Linked DNA regions of Homo sapiens: region 2 is linked to region 1. Evidence: chromatin loops called from intact Hi-C (ENCODE). Cell type or tissue: breast epithelium. All regions are shown on one strand. Links, peaks and the distances in the headings refer to the core of each region. The heading gives the core; the rest is flanking DNA.

Region 1 (8,416 bases), core at 1,595-6,594:
TTTATTTTTATTTTTTTTTATTTTTTAGTAGAGATGGGGTTTCACTGTGTTGCCCAGGCTGGTCTCAAACTCCTGAGCTCAGGCAATCCACCCACCTCGGCCTCCCAAAGTGCTAGGATTACAGGTGTGAGCCACCGCGCCCAGCCAAAGCAATTCTTCTTTATCAGAAGGACTTGAGGTCTGCGCAGGGAGCCAGCCCACCCCCAGGGCTTCCTATTGGCCCTGCTCCCTTGCTGGAAAAGACCACAGTCATCATTCTCAGGGTGGTGGAGGGGGACCCGGAGCTCCAGGCATCCAAGTGTGGGGGTCTTCTCTGATCCTGCCCTTGTTGTCCTGGGCCCAGTAGTGCAGATCAGAGCAGACCTTCCTCTGATCTATGTGAACACATTCATTTGCACATGGACCCCACGAGCAGGCCGGGCCTGGCCCCAGAAGCACTCAGTTATTTCTTTCTCTGGAGCCTGGACATCTTGAAACTGCTATGGGAAGCAGCAGAAAGGGCCAGTGGAGCCCCTGCCATTAGGCAGGTGTCTCAGCCAGGCCCCAAGCCACTCTTGTGTCCATCTGCCAGATTAGGAAACTGACACTCAGAAAGGTGGGAGACTGGGGCCAGGACGATTCAGTTCTACTGGCCACCATGCCACCTGAGATGAGAGGAAGCTGGAGACTGGAACCCCATCCCTATACCAATGAGGGCATAATACACCCTCCCCGCCAAGCCCCACTGGCCACCTGCAGCTGACCCCCTGGTCCTGCCAACACCAGCTCCCAAAGCCTCACCTGTGATCTTGGGGATGCCTTCCAGCCGAGGCACGGGCAGCAGGACGATGACACCCTGGTCAGTGCCCACCCAGAGCAGACCCTGGCAGATCAGGAGGCTGGTGACACACAAGTGCTTCTGGCCTGCAGAAAGAGAGGGCGGCTGAGCAGTGCCCTCCTGGGGAGACAGCATGGGCTCTGGGTACCACCACGAGATGAGGGCCTGGCACAGCGGGCTCCTCCCCTGAAACCAGCAAGAAGTTGGGCGGTGGGGTGGGGAAGAGCTGGGGCTTTGGAGGCTGACCTGCCTGGGGTCTGGCCACGAGGTCCTGCAGCTGAGCACTCCCCTAACCAGCCTCAGTTTCCGCCTGTGTAAAGTGGGGCTGCCATACGGATGCATTGGGGGAACACCACAGGCACAGCGCCTGGTCTGTGTGCGCTCTCAATACACGGCGGCCAGGTCATCCGGCACAAAGGGTTGTCCAAGGGCAATCCATGCAGGGATCCAGCCAGCCAGCTACGAGCAAAACCAGGGAAGACTGGGGAGGTGCAAGCTTCTCATCGGTGTTGGTGCAGATGGAAGGCATAAGTAGGGCCGGGTGGGGCTCGAGAGGCATCGAGGTGGCTCTGCTGCAGCCCCTCAGGGCCTGCCCGTGTGGGTGCTTCTTCAGATGAGGTCACAGCACACCCTGCAGGCCCTGGGCCCAAGAGTGAAGCACAAAACTCGCTGGTGGGAAGCAGCATGTTTCTGATGCCAGTCCAGATTCATTCTTTTTAGCTCTCCCCTCAGCTCTGTCTCTTCATTTTAGCAAGAATAGCAATGTCAGAGAGGGCGTGGGGGCAGGCCCCTGCTCCTAACAGAGAGGATGCCAGGTGTGGGCTGCCCAGCACGGTGGCTGAGAACAGGGCTCCAGAGCCAGGTGCGGGATTCACACCTTGGCTCTGCCACTCTCCAGCTACATGACCTGGGGCCCATCCTAAACTCCTCTGGGCCATGGTGTCCTCACTTGTAAAAGGGGCCAAGGATAATACAGTCACATGTCACATAATGACCTTTCAGTCAACAACAGACCATGTATACAATGGCAGTCCTATAGGACCGTATTTTTACTGTCCCTTTTTGATGTTTGGAACACAGATACTCTCCATTGGGTTAAATGAATGAACGTAAAACAACCCCGTGCCTGCACATGGCAAAATGGGCGCTACCTGCTGTCATCGCTGCTGCTGCACTGTTGCCAACAATTCTAGCAATGGGAATGGGCACAAGGGAGAGGCTGGGAGTGCAGGGGGCAGGAGGCTTTCTGAGGGGGCTGAGAGGCGTGGGGTACAGGCTGCCGGCTCAGGGACAGACCCTCCACCATGTCACACACAGGGTGGACGGCGCTGCCACACTTCCTTAGGCTTCACTGGGCAGCTGCCTTTCTAAAGGGCTGTCTCCTTCTTGCCCTGATCCTGCTGCCCTCTGGGAGAGGCTTAGGCTGCATTCCAGAAGGTTTCCACTTTCTGCTGCTTCTGGTCCATGGATCACATTTGAAAAAACACAGCTTTGGAGTTTCCAAAGCACTCGTATACCTGCTCTCATCTGACACAAGGCTTGCAACAGCCAAGACGTATGCAAGACACAAATGCCGGCCCCATTTTCCAGGCACGGATGTTAAGGCTCAAAGAGGTCCCCCACCTGGTGAGTGCAGGGTGGGGTGGAGTTGAGGTCTGCTGCTCACCACTGCCCAGTGCTTCCATCACCTCTCCCTCCTTGGGCATGACACTTCAACTCCATACATGTGGGTGTATGTGCTTCCTCTGCAGTGCAGGCACAGAGAGAAATGGTGTGGCTCTCTCACCCCAAAAGGCAGGTTACCGACTCGGGGTACACCCAGCATTGCCTAACACAGTGTGCCATCCCATCACCAATCCATTTACCTCCCAGATGCCTACTGCATGGCAGACCCCACACTAGGTGCTGGGGGCACAGCTGGGACCATGTACATAGAGTCCTGTCTTAAGGAGCAGACACTCTAGAACTTTCTTTGATGATGGACATGTTCCCTACCGTGCTGTCCAATTTGACAGCCATCAGCCACATGTGGCTTCCGAGCACTGGAAATATAGCTAGTGGCACTGAGGGACTGAATGTGTTATTTTCTTTCATTGTAATAATGGCTACTGTATTAGACACAGAGGTGTAGAGAGGAGATACAGGAAACAAAAACAGAAACAAGGGATGTAAACACCAGGCAGAGGATTGAAACAGGGCGACAGGGCAGAGCCAGTGGAGGATTCCCGGGTCTTCAGGCCTCCCTCTACTTCCTGGAAGGATAGGGAGGCAGGCGTGAGGCTGCTGGGTGACAAGGCGGAGGTGGCCACACCAAGACCTGAGCCAAGGCCCAGGAGACAGGGCATGCAAAGGCCCTGTGACAGGAATGAGCTCATCCAGTCCGCCGAGCAGAGTGAAGCCAGTGCACCTGGGGCACAGAAGGCAGACTCCAGATGGTCAGAAGAGGGGATGGGTCAGGGCCAGGACTGGGGCTCATAATTCTGGCTGCAGTGAAAAGCTACCGGAAGGCCTAGGCAGGGGAGTAGCGTGACGTGATTTGAGTGGAACGTTCTAGCTACAGTTGTGGAGGGTGGGAGTGGGAGGAGCAAGGAGCCCAGCAGGGGCTCCCGCAGCTGCCCAGGTGGGAAGGGCGGCGGCAGTGAGGTGAGGAGAGCCCAACCTGTTTTAGACCTGTTTGGAGCAGAGCGACAGAGCTGCTGGGAGAGGGGAGCAGAGGTGGAGCAGAGGAAGGAACCCAGGATAGCACTGAGGCTCCTCTGCCTGGAGCAGCTGGGTGCATAGCAGTGCCATGGCCTGGGATGGCAAAGGAGCCGGTTTGGGGGTTGAAGCCCAGAGCTCCTGGTTGGATGTGTGGTCTGAGACACAAATTAGACACACCCGAATGGAGCTATCAAGCAGGCGGTGGGATTCGAGTCTGGCAACATGATGCAAACTCAAAAAATCACATTCATAGCGTCCCTGCAATGTGGAAATGCAAACTAGGCTGAAAAAAAAAGCCCACTAGTGACTTACAGCCTTGGCCAACAGGGGCTATTTCACAAACAGTACCTGGGTGTCTGTGGAGCTGGGACTATTTCCCACACCTAAATCCATTCCAAAAGTGAAGGCTCAGAACTATGATGGCAGCCTCCGGTCCAGGGTCAGGCCCCCAGCCCTCCTGGAGTTGGCCAACATGGGAGGCTCAGGCCATGAGCCCCTTTCAACAGCTGACTTCTCTTCTTAGCCCTGGTCAAGGTCTGTGATGACCTTATTTTGCTATTTGTTTACTTATGACAAGCTTTGTGAGGGCAGTGACTTATCTGTGTGCTCATGGTTAACTCCCCAACTCCTGGCCAAGTACCTTGGCTCATGGTAGACTCTCAAGAAGTATCTGTGAGTGAATGAGTAAATGGATGGATGGATGGACAGATGGATGGATGAAGGAAAGGAGAAAACTTGGACAAATCATTTCTCTCATCCATCAATGAGTACTACAAACCTGCCTTGCTCAATTTTATAATTATTAGAAATATTAAATATATACACACATATATATATACATATAATATATATACACAATTGAGCACAGCTCTTAGCCCATAGTATACAATCAATAAATAGAGGCTATTAGGATAATGTTTATGATTATTAAAAGGATCTGGACGCTAATGTCTTAAGATCAGCTCCATCAGAGCCATAAACCCACAAGAACAATTAAGCCAAGAGAGGGGACAGTGGTGAATTTTTCATTCCACAAGCCTCATCGCCTCCCTCTCCAAGACCCCCAGGGCATGGAGACCGGCAGGAGACCATTTCCTGCTGCCCCTGCATCCTCCCAGCCCCCACTGGACGGCAAAACCGACAAATGGGAGGAAGGCAAGCAAGAAACCGAAAGAGATGCCGGAATTGAGAAATGGCTTCATCTGCAGACCTCATTCTGGGGCCTTCCCCCTCCCCCTCCACCTCAAGGAAAAGAGCAAGACACTTCACAAACAGTCCGAAAGAAAAAAAAAATTCTAATGGTGAATAAATATTTTATCACAGAGACTTAATGCGGCAGTGTTCAACTCACCCAAGCCATCTATCTGGAGATATACAACTTTAAAAAGCTCAGGCTCTTGGAGAACATTTTATTAATGACCTGTCTGGTTAAAAGGAGGAGGGAGTTTAGGTTAAAAAATGCATTAATACCAGTCGAGTATGCGAGTGGAAGAAAGGGGTCAGGGGAAGGAAGTGCAATAAATTGTTAACACACACTAAAAAAATCCACACTTAGTGTAGGAACAAATTTATTACTAATTATGCAATTATTTCATTTGCTGGTGTGGGGGAAGAAAAAAATACTTAAAAGCCTTTTAAAAATATCTCTAATAAAGAACTTAAGAATCCTGCTGTGTTGCGCTTCTGCAAAGGCACAACGTGGGGTGGATCTGCAGCTGCCCCCCACGCTCTGGTCCCCAGCATGGTGGCTGGGGCTGGCTCTGGCTCAGCTTGGAGCTCAGGGAGCCACTCTCAGATATGAGGGGTCAGGAGGAACTGGTCTGGCAGGGCCCCAGGCTCCACTGGGTTACTGATTGGGAAAGTTCAGGCCTGAGGGAAGAGGGAACCTTCGGGAAACCCCACACTCTGGAACCTCGGCCTACATCCAGCCTTCTCCAGGGTTCAGCCTCAGGGAGGTCTGCCAAAAGAGCGGTCACCTCTGTCTGCACTGATGCAGCTGATGCGACAGGAATGGCACACTGACCTGGAGGGTCTTAGGAGGGGCAAGGAGCCCTCGCAGGAGATGCAGGGCGGGTATGCCGTAAAGACGATGACGGCAAAATGTCACCATCATGGACCGCTGCTGGCTTGAGACGGGGACTGTGGGCACTGTCCTCACACTGTCTCACACAACACCTACACCTGCCCTGCGGGGTAGGGACCGAGGATGGGAAGCTGGTGCTCTGAGTGCTCCCAGTCAGAGCTGGAAGACAGGGGAGGGATTCCAGGAGGAATTCTGGCTCCAGGCTCTGGTGTACCCCACCCAGCATGGCCAAGCTGACTCAAATCTCAGCCCTTTGTTATATGAATGGGGAAACTGAGGCCCAGGACAGGGACACAACCGCCCAAGGCTACACAGTAAGTGTGAGGAAGCTCTAACGAGAGTCCGTGGGGCTGCTCCTGGCTCTGTCCATATCAGCACTGCGATAGCAGACCAGTCATTTCACCTCCTGAGCCCCAGTTTACCTGGCCCTCAAATCATCATCATAACAACGAATGCCCTTCCTTCCTTAAAGGGTAACTGCAAAGAGTAAGTAAGACAACGGGCGTGAAGGTGCATGTGAAACACAGTAAAGTCAGGGTTGTACAGGCAGGAGTGGCTGTTCTAACTACAGCCAGGTCTGTCCACACATCCTGCCTCCCACCACTTGATCAGCTTGACTCTCTCTCACTCTCCTCTGCGCAGACAAGACGAGATTCCAAAGATTTTTAAAAGCCCATGAGATTATCCATTTCTTCATTGTTCCACTAACTTGAAATAATTTAGCTATCAGAGGAAATGTGGAGATAGTTTTGTGATACAGAGACATTTTTATCGTAGTTAAAATGGATTGAACCTGTATAATGGCTAAATACTATGAAACAAGAAAGGGAGGAAGGAGGGAGGGAGGAAGGAGGGAGGGAGGGAAGAAGAGAGGGAGGGAGGGAAGGAGGGAGGGAGGGAAGAAGAGAGGGAGGGAAGGAGGGAGGGAGGGAAGAAGAGAGGGAGGGAGGGAGGCAGGGAGGGAGAGAGGGAGGTAGGGGAAGGAGGCAGGGAGGGAGGGAGAGAGGGGGAAGGAGGCAACCCAAACACAGGTCCCATCAAGCCTCTCACACACCCCAGGAGAACGTGAGTGAAGGGTTCAGTCTCATCGGGCACCTGCCACCCTGCCGGCCCAGGACAGCCACCTTCCCAGCCCACCAGCATTTATCCTCATAACAGTCCCTGAGCTGGGACCTACATCCCATCTTACAGAGGGATGAGGGGCTCCGGGAGATTAAGGGACTTGTCTGATACTGTGTGTTGGCCAAGCCAGGCCTCAAGCCAACTCTCTTTCTCCATTACATACAGTAGGATGCTGGACTGAGTCCGGCCTGATGTGACTGTGGTCCTGCCTCTGGTCTACTGCATGACCACGAGCAAGACGCCCGGCCTGCTGAACCAATCTCAGTGTCTGCATCTGTAATGTGGGGATAATCCCCAGCTCGCAGGGTTAGGGTGAAATGAGATCCTGCACATAAGCACTTGGGGCCTCATCACCTCAGGCCCGGGCAGGGTGGCAGTTATTACACCATTGTGACTGCCGTGGACTGTGTTGTTAGTAACCACCATCCCCGTGTGATCAGTTCAGACTCAAGGACCATCGTGACTGGCTAGAGGGAAGCAGAAACCAGGGTGATTTCCAGGGCCTCGGGAGGGAGTTAGGGACCGGGCCCCTGGGGTAGGCAGAGGTCCCTAAGGCTCCTGCAGTGCTGGCTAACATGCCTGCCCTCAGTATGGCCCCAGAAGACAGGATGCTCAACCCTGCTGGGCATATGGCCACTCCCAGCCTCTGCCATGGCCCATCTGCCAGGTCCTGTGACAATCAGCTCCAGGCCCCCACCTGCCACACGGGCTGTGTTTCCCTGGCCCGAGGGCCCTTTGGCTCTCCCAGCTGCTGAACCCAGCCCTGCCTGGGGCACTGGGACAAGACAGAGCCACTGCACCCTCCCACACTGGCCGCAGGTCAGTCTCTCTGGGGGAAGCTGGGCCAAGGAGGGAAGCAAGGTTAGCTGATGCCTGCTGGCCCCGTGGTCTGCTCTGAAGCCAGCTGGGGTGAGGATGGGCATGGTGCCTGCATCTTGAGCAGCAGATGGCAACGAAAGGCTGAGAGCCAATTCCATGGAGGCCTTGGGGGGCATTTGGTGAGCTCCAGCCTTAATCCTTCGCCGCCATTCCCCTCCACCACCAATCCTGTCCACTTCATCTACACACAGCTACGCAGGAGGGGCCCCAGCCACAGCAGATGCCATCCAAACCCACAGACTAGAAGGCCCAAGAGGGGAATTTGCCTTTCTCAGAAAAAACTCCAAGGACAGAGACCACCCGTTGGCTTTCTCACTTTCCCATCACCTCATCCTGCAGGGCATTTGAGGCAGAATTGGGTGTTTGGTCAACCTGGGCAGTGGGGCAGAATGAAAGGCCTGGGTTCCTGCCCAGCTTGGCCTTTCCTTAGCAGCTGCCTGACTTTGGAGGGTCCAGTGGGCTGGGGGCCATTTCCTGAGCGCCCCAGGCTGCTGTGATGCGGTGGCTGGGCACAGTGACAGGCAGGGGCTTTGAGATGACAGTCCTAGGTGTGAATCCCAACCCCACCACTTCCTGGGGAGTGCCCCAAATTAAAGCCCCAGTTTTCAGGGCTGATGAGGGAAAATGGGATGGGCTGCCCAGGTCACACCACTACCTGGCCGTGGAAGGTGCTCTGTGACTGTCCGCTCCCCCGTGCCCGAGGCAGCCTCACCTGGCAGGAGGAAGGTGGTCCTGGTGGCGATGTTGATCTCTTGCAGATGCTCCAGGGTCTCAGTGTGGAAGAGGCGGATGGAGGTGCCGGAGGAGAAGGCCAT
Region 2 (6,699 bases), core at 1-5,000, 860 kb before region 1:
CAGATGGGACCATCCAGTTGCAGGAAAACAAGCTCAGGGCTGCCACTGATTCTACATTATGGTGAGTTGTATAATGATTTTATTATATATTACAATGTAATAATAATAGAAATAAAGTGCACGATAAATGTAAGGTGCTCAAATCATTCCAAAACCATCCCTTCCCACCCACCCATCTCCTAGTCCCTGAAAAAAATTGTCTTCCATGAAATTGGTCCCTGGTGCCAAAAATTTGGGACTGCTGCTCTACATTGTATTTGTTTGTCTTATTTCTTGTCTGTCTCCCCCTGCTGGAATGTCAGCTCATGAGAATTCGTCCAGCTTTGCTCTCAGCTATCAACCTGGGGCCTAGAGACTGGCACATTATAGGAGCTCAATAAATATTTGCTGAGTGAACAAACATCCTTATGCAGTAGGTGCCATTAATCCTGTTTTGCAGATGAGAAAACCGAGGCTCAGAAAGACTAAATGGCCGGGCTACCTTTGCACATCCTGGCTCTGTTTAGCAGCTACAGTGTCATAGGCCTAGTGCTAGGCTCTGGGGGCACAGAGATGGGTCCCTGCCTTGGAGAAGTGCCCTGGCTGGAGTGGGAGACAGAGCAGCAGGTGTGTATAACCCAGGCTGCTGTGCAGGGCTGGAGGCAAGCATAGTGGGCTGTAGGAACATACCCCTGTCCCCAGCCTGGGGCATCAGGGAAGGCTTCCTGGAGAAGGTGACACCTGAGCTGAGTCTTAGAGGATGATTAGACATTTGTCAGGTTGGGAGAGGTAGCAGCTAAGGAGGGAAGTGTTGTCCCAGCTACATGGAGTAATAGGATAAGCAAAGCCATCCAGATACGAGAATGTGGGGCTTTTGTATGCCTGCAGATTGTCCGGTCTGGCTGGGGTGGGGAAGAGAATGCATGGCAGGGAGTGGTAAGAGGTGGGCAAGTAAGATAAATGAGGCTGGAAGGTCAGGGGCAAGAGGATAGGGAGCAGGTAGATTGCCCAGGGCCATGCTAAGGAATTTGGGCTTCATCTCCCAGGGCTTGGGAAGGGATAGGGTACGTCACTTTTGGGTTCTAGACTGAGTCTCCGTTGACTGTGGGGAGGTCAGAACAGACTGTGGCCAGGTGGGAGGTAGGTGGACCAACGAAGAGGGTGACCTGGGTGAGCAATGCTGAGGCCTGAACCTGGGTGGAAGCAGGGGCACCTGTGGCGGGAGGAACTTCAGAATTATTAAAGAGGAAGAGCTGTGGCAGCCTGGCGCCAGGAGGCCCGGGCGCTCATGACTGCTGCTTGTCTTGGCCTAAGGCAGTTTTGTCCAGCTTGACAGCCCTCCTGGCCCATGAGATTTTAGCTCCAAGTGATTCCTGGATGACTCAGAAAATCAGCATCACTCCCTTTAAAGGATAAAGGTACAGGCCCCCAGTGGAAAGGTGCTGGCTCGGAGGCCCCTTCCCAAAATACAGGCCAGAATGTCTCCATCACTGACAGCGTCAAGGCCATGTGCAATGTGGCTTGTGGGTAGAGACTGTGGACGTTGGTCCCTGACAGGTCTGGGTTTGAATCTCTAGATCTCTGTCTGTGACCTGCTGCTTCCTGGGTGCAACACAGACAAAATATTTATAGCAGTGACATGAGGATGGAATCAGCTGACACGTGTGAATCTCAGCACAGAGCCTGGCACGTGAGCAGTGATTAACAAATGATCACATTTACTTCACTTTTAGCTACTCCCATTGCCATGATTAGTATTATTTTGGGAAGGATATTTAATTAAAAATATTTTGACTATGGAGAATTTTGAACTTCCATGAAAACGGACAGGGTGTCTAAGGACCCCCATGTACCCAGTCCCCAGCCCCACTCGCCACCAACCCCTCTTCAGTTCTGTCCCCTTCACACCCCCATCCTCTCCTCTTGTCCGTTATTAAGTTAAAGCAAATTTCAAACATCCCATCATTCATTCATAAATATTTCATCGCCATCACTATTAATAATATACAAAGTGACTGCTCTGAAAGTAACGACTCCATCCAGGAAGCACCCGTGGGGATTGGCTTCCTCAGGTTAAACTTGTGCAGGGCACCTTCGATGCCAAGATAAATACAGTCCCTGCCCCCACCAGGAGCTCCCGGTCACAGGCTAGGAGTGCAGGATAGAGAAAGGGGATGGGTATAAACAACTCCAAAAACATGGTAACTAAGTGCTACAATCTAGTTGGATATAAAGTGATGCTTATTTTCTGGACCTGAGATGTAGGGAAGCAGTTCGTTTCAGAGAAGCCTTATATTTACAAAAAAAAAAATCAAAACCAAATGAAGCAGTCATGTGTAGTGCGGGGCAGTAGGGGAGGTGTCGGGTGTGAGGCCAGAGAGACATGAGCTGAATTCCAGTTCCAGCTCCAGCACTTACTGATTGTGTGGCCTGGAGTGAGTCACTTCCCCTCTCCGTGCCTCAGTTTCCTCCTCTATCACACTCATCCCTGGGTAAGTGCTGATGAATTCCATTTCATTGAGCAGTGCTGGGAGAATCAGTTGATATTCATAACCAGGCTGCTGCCCGTGACTTTAGGCAGAACTGCTGACCTGGCAAATTAAGTTGTAACTGAACGGCAAAGAAAAATGTGTCTTATGCGCCCAATTACACAATAGACGGTTTGGGACATGGTTTGCTTAGTTAAATCTATAACCAATTGTGGATCTATCACAGCTTATGATGCTACTCTAATTGGAGCTGGTTGTCAAAGTCAGGTGGGAGGGAGGTCACCAGGATCTATATAGGTTGAGCCCCAGGGCTTGCTGAATGGACCTGGCTCGGTGTCATGGCCCACCATATCCTAACTGTGTTTCTGAGGGCAAGTTGCCACTCCTCTCTGAGCCCCAGTATTCCCATCTGCAGAATGGAGAGAATTCCTGCCCAGCTTCCTCACTTGACTGTGCCCCAAGGCAGCCCCTAGAGAGCTCTGAGGGTTGTTCTAAGTCACTTATTCACCCAGTGAGGATTTATTGGGTACCCATTATGAGCTCGGTGCTGGGCACAGTGCTAAGTGCCAGGTATCATGTCGAGGAGATGGATGGAGCTCTCGACCTCATCATGATGCACTCGGTCCAGGGAGGAAGGAGACATTGCTTGGATTGGTTTAAAGGGAGGAAGGCCTTGGAGAAGTTGAAAGATGGGGTCATTTGACTTCATCTAGAGCTGAGACTTTCCTACCCCTGAGAATAAGGGACAGTGAGCCAGTGGCACTGGAGCTGGGGCAGGAAGGGGGATTCGCACGTGCAAAGGCCCTGTGGCAAGAGGATGCCTGGCTGAAGGGGGTACCATGTGTCGACGGCAAGAGCGAGAGGTGAGCCCAGGGACGTGGATGCAGAGCCGATCGGCAGAGCCTCAGAGCCACACTACGGGGTCAGGGAGCTGCTGAAGTGGGGAGAAGCAGCCCCACGAACTAGATTTTGTTTTCATAGTGCCCCTCTGACTGCCCTGTGGAGAGGGACTGGAGGGAGAGCTGGAGGGGAAGCAGAGGGCACAGCTGGGGCCTGTGCAGTTCTGAGCCATAGATGATGGTGGCTCGGGCTATGTGGGGGTGGCAGCGATTCAGTGGATGGTTCCAGGATGCTTTTGGAGACAGGGTTGGCAGGGCCAGCGGAGGGGTCAGGCAGCCTGCAGAGGGTGTGGGTTTCTGGACAGAGTGCTGGGGTGGGAGAAGCTAGAGGTGGGGAGTCTGAGGGGTGGCCAAGAAGATCCCAGGACAAGATCAGAAGTTCCGGTTACAGCCAGTTTGAGGTGCCCCTGGGACATCCAGGTGGGGTCAGGAAACAGATTAAAGACACCAAGCTTGTGATTTTGTCAGTGCCTCATGCACAGGTGAAATTTCGGAGTCATCAGTGAGCAGGTGGCATTTCAGGCCATGCACATGGAGGAAATCACTCCGGGAGAAAATGGTTTAGGCCCAGTCCTGAAGGCCACTCCTTAGGAGTTGTGTGGAGGGGCAGGGACAGCTGGGGAGACCGAGAAGGAGAGACCAGGGAGGGGAGGTGCAGATGCCGGGAAAGCACGTTGCAAGAAGAGGGGAACCTCCACCGGCCAAATGCTGCTGGGAGCTCCCGATGGGTAGGCTGACAGGCGCCTGTTGGATTTGGCAACGTGAGGTTGGTGGGTGGGGGCCTTTGGGGTTGGGGCTAAGCAGCTGATGGGAGGAGACAGAGAGGCAGGTGTGGGAGCCATGAGGGCTCAAGGGAAGGTGTCCTGACAAAAGAGAGAGGGCAGAACATTTCTGAAAGCTAATGGGAAGGGTCCGGGAAGGGGACAGACTGAAGACGTGGGAGGTAAGTGAAATATGGCATGGAGGGGGTTCCTAGTGGGACCCAGGGTCCAGGTGGAGAGACTGGCTTTCAGTGAGTTGGGGGGGACTTTCTCCCTATAAGAGGAGGGGGCAACTGCAGTGGGGCAGGAGGAAGACATGATGGTGGGTTTGCATCTGATGGCTTCTCTATTCTCTAAGTCTTAAGGGGTAAGGCCTGCAGCAGAGAGCCGGCGGTGAGGGAGGGTTGCGTAGAAGACAGAGGAGAGAAAATAGGCACAAGGTCCTTGGGGAGGCGAGGGCACTCTGTAGATGAAATAAGGTGCACGCTTTTTGGGTAGTTGATTTCCTGAGGCTTAACCACTGTCATCCTGACCTTCTCATTCCTCAAAGGCCACCGCGGCCTCTCCCTGGAGCAGCGGTGCCTTGGCTTTCAGATTTTTCCTTAAGCAGCAAACCATTTCTTCAAATAAAACTTGACACGGAGCCCCAACAGGTGCAGACCAAAGCAAAGCTGTTCTGGCGATGAAGCCTCTGCCCGACTGGCTTCGCCTCCCCTCCCTGTGGCATCTCTGTGAAGTCTGAGGCTCCCTGGGACCCAGTGTGAATTCCACTGATGGAGGAGCCAAGTTCTAGCCCCCTCTTTGCCATGTGTTAGGCAAAGCTCTGTGCCTCGGTTGCCTTGTCTGTAAAATGGGGATATTACCAGAGCGGAGAGAGAAGCCTGCACCAGGGCATTTCTCTCTCTCTTTCTCTCTCTCGTTGTGTGTGTCTGTGTGTACATACTCCCCAACTTCTTTTCTTCCTTTCTTCCTTTCCTTTCCTTTCTTTCTTTCCTTCTTTCTTTTTTTCTCTTCTTTTCTTTTCTTTTTCTTTTTTTTTCAGAACCTCACTCTGTCACCCAGGCTGGAGTGCAGTGGCACAATTTTGACTCACTGCAACCTCTGCCTCCTGGGTTCAAGCGATTCTCCTGCCTCAGTCTCCCAAGTAGCTGGGATTACAGGTACACACCAATGCGCCTAGCTAATATTTGTATTTTTAGTAGAGACAGAGTTTCGACATGTTAACCAGGCTGGTCTCAAACTCCTGACCTCAGTGATCCACCTGCTCAGCCTCCCAAAGTGCTGGGATTACAGACGTGAGCCACTGTGCCCAGCTATTTCTATGATTTCATTAGCATCCATAACCTTGCCTCTTGGTTCTCTATTTAGCAGTCACTCATCAGCTATCTTGGGTTGTTATTGTGGAATTAGGACTTGACCTTGGTCTGACTGCAAAGCCTATGCCATGTAGATGAAACAAAGCATTTTACTTCTCAACCAGATGTGGCAGCCCATGGAGCTGGATGCTGGGGCTTTGTCTTGGGACAGAGGGATTGGAAATGGCCTAAAGGGTGGATTTGCCAGGTGGGCAATAATTCCACATTGTTGGCTGCAGGAAGCAGTGAACGCAGGTGGGGTGGACCAGTTGCTTGGCAGTGTCTGGGCCCCACCTGTCTGCACAGAGCACTGTGTGAGAACAGGGCTGTGATGAGAGTCCACCAGCTGAATTTGCCACAACAGGGAGTGGACTCCCCTCCCCACCCAGCCTGACCTTGAGACGGTTGCCCTGGAAGACCATGCTGAGATGGAGGGGTGCAGTGTGGGCCTTGGAGGCCGACAGACTTTTGTTTCAGTCCCAGCTTGGCCATTTACAAGCTGCATGACCTTCTGTGGACCTCAGTTCCCCATCTGTAACATGGTAGTAAAAGGTCGTCACAAGGATGAATGGGACACTGTGCGCAGCGTGCCCAGCTGGTGCCTGGCACACCGCAGGTGTCCCACAAAGGTGGTCCTTCCTCTGGCTTTGCCCCTCTCTCCCATTCAGAGCCCAAAGGCCTCCCTGCCTCTTCAGTCCTGGGTGAGAAGACCTCTCTGCCCTCTGCGTGTTCCTTGTTATTAAGTGGATGTGGATTTTGGATGGGATGACATGGCACGGTGTGGGCCGTGTGATGGGCAGGCGCCACATGGACCTCAGACTCACACAGAGCTGCCTTTGAATCCCAGTGCCGCCACCTGCTAACTTGATGATCTTGGAGAAGTCACCTGCTTCTCTGGGCCTCAGACTCCTCATCTGGAAAATGGCAAGAATCATGACATCACCTCAAATGGTGATTGTGAGGATTAAATGCATTGCCATTTACACTCCCCGAACCAGACCATAGCCACTTCTGCTTCCCAAGGAGGCAGAGGTGGCACAACTGGTGTCTAGGGGAGAATACATCTTTGCACTGAGGCCTCCACCTACAGAGCCCGCATATAGGCCAAGAGCCAAGCCCAGGAATTCCCTGTCCAGGCAATTTCCGAGCTTCTCCCAGGGCTCTGGGTTGGTAAGGGTGAAGACCGGATTGTTTGGCAGAGCCTGTGTGAGGTTTG

Evidence for each region. A loop is a pair of places that touch in the nucleus more often than their neighbours do. Peaks named below come from ENCODE experiments on the same cell type or tissue, not always from the same donor. Only the 100,000 strongest peaks of a DNase experiment are listed, where the experiment ranks them.
Region 2: it touches region 1 in a loop (12-fold over the local background); 1 of 110 quality-filtered maps calls a loop at or near these places.

The regions. Positions count from the first base shown.
Region 1 is chr1:17,687,645-17,696,060 of GRCh38, reverse strand. ARHGEF10L (Rho guanine nucleotide exchange factor 10 like) reads right to left here. Exons shown (of 29, transcript NM_018125.4): 27 at 8,314-8,416; 28 at 781-903. Among named protein-coding and RNA genes, the nearest start is that of LINC02810, 26 kb to the left of the region's middle. RefSeq lists an enhancer at 5,690-6,422. In breast epithelium, for the core only: no CTCF peak of the experiment used is centred there; no DNase peak of the experiment used is centred there.
Region 2 is chr1:18,550,170-18,556,868 of GRCh38, reverse strand. No RefSeq gene overlaps it. Among named protein-coding and RNA genes, the nearest start is that of KLHDC7A, 73 kb to the right of the region's middle. RefSeq lists enhancers at 2,983-3,482, 3,483-3,984, 5,534-6,358. In breast epithelium, for the core only: no CTCF peak of the experiment used is centred there; a DNase peak (open chromatin) is centred at 2,068; H3K27me3 peaks cover 1,722 bases.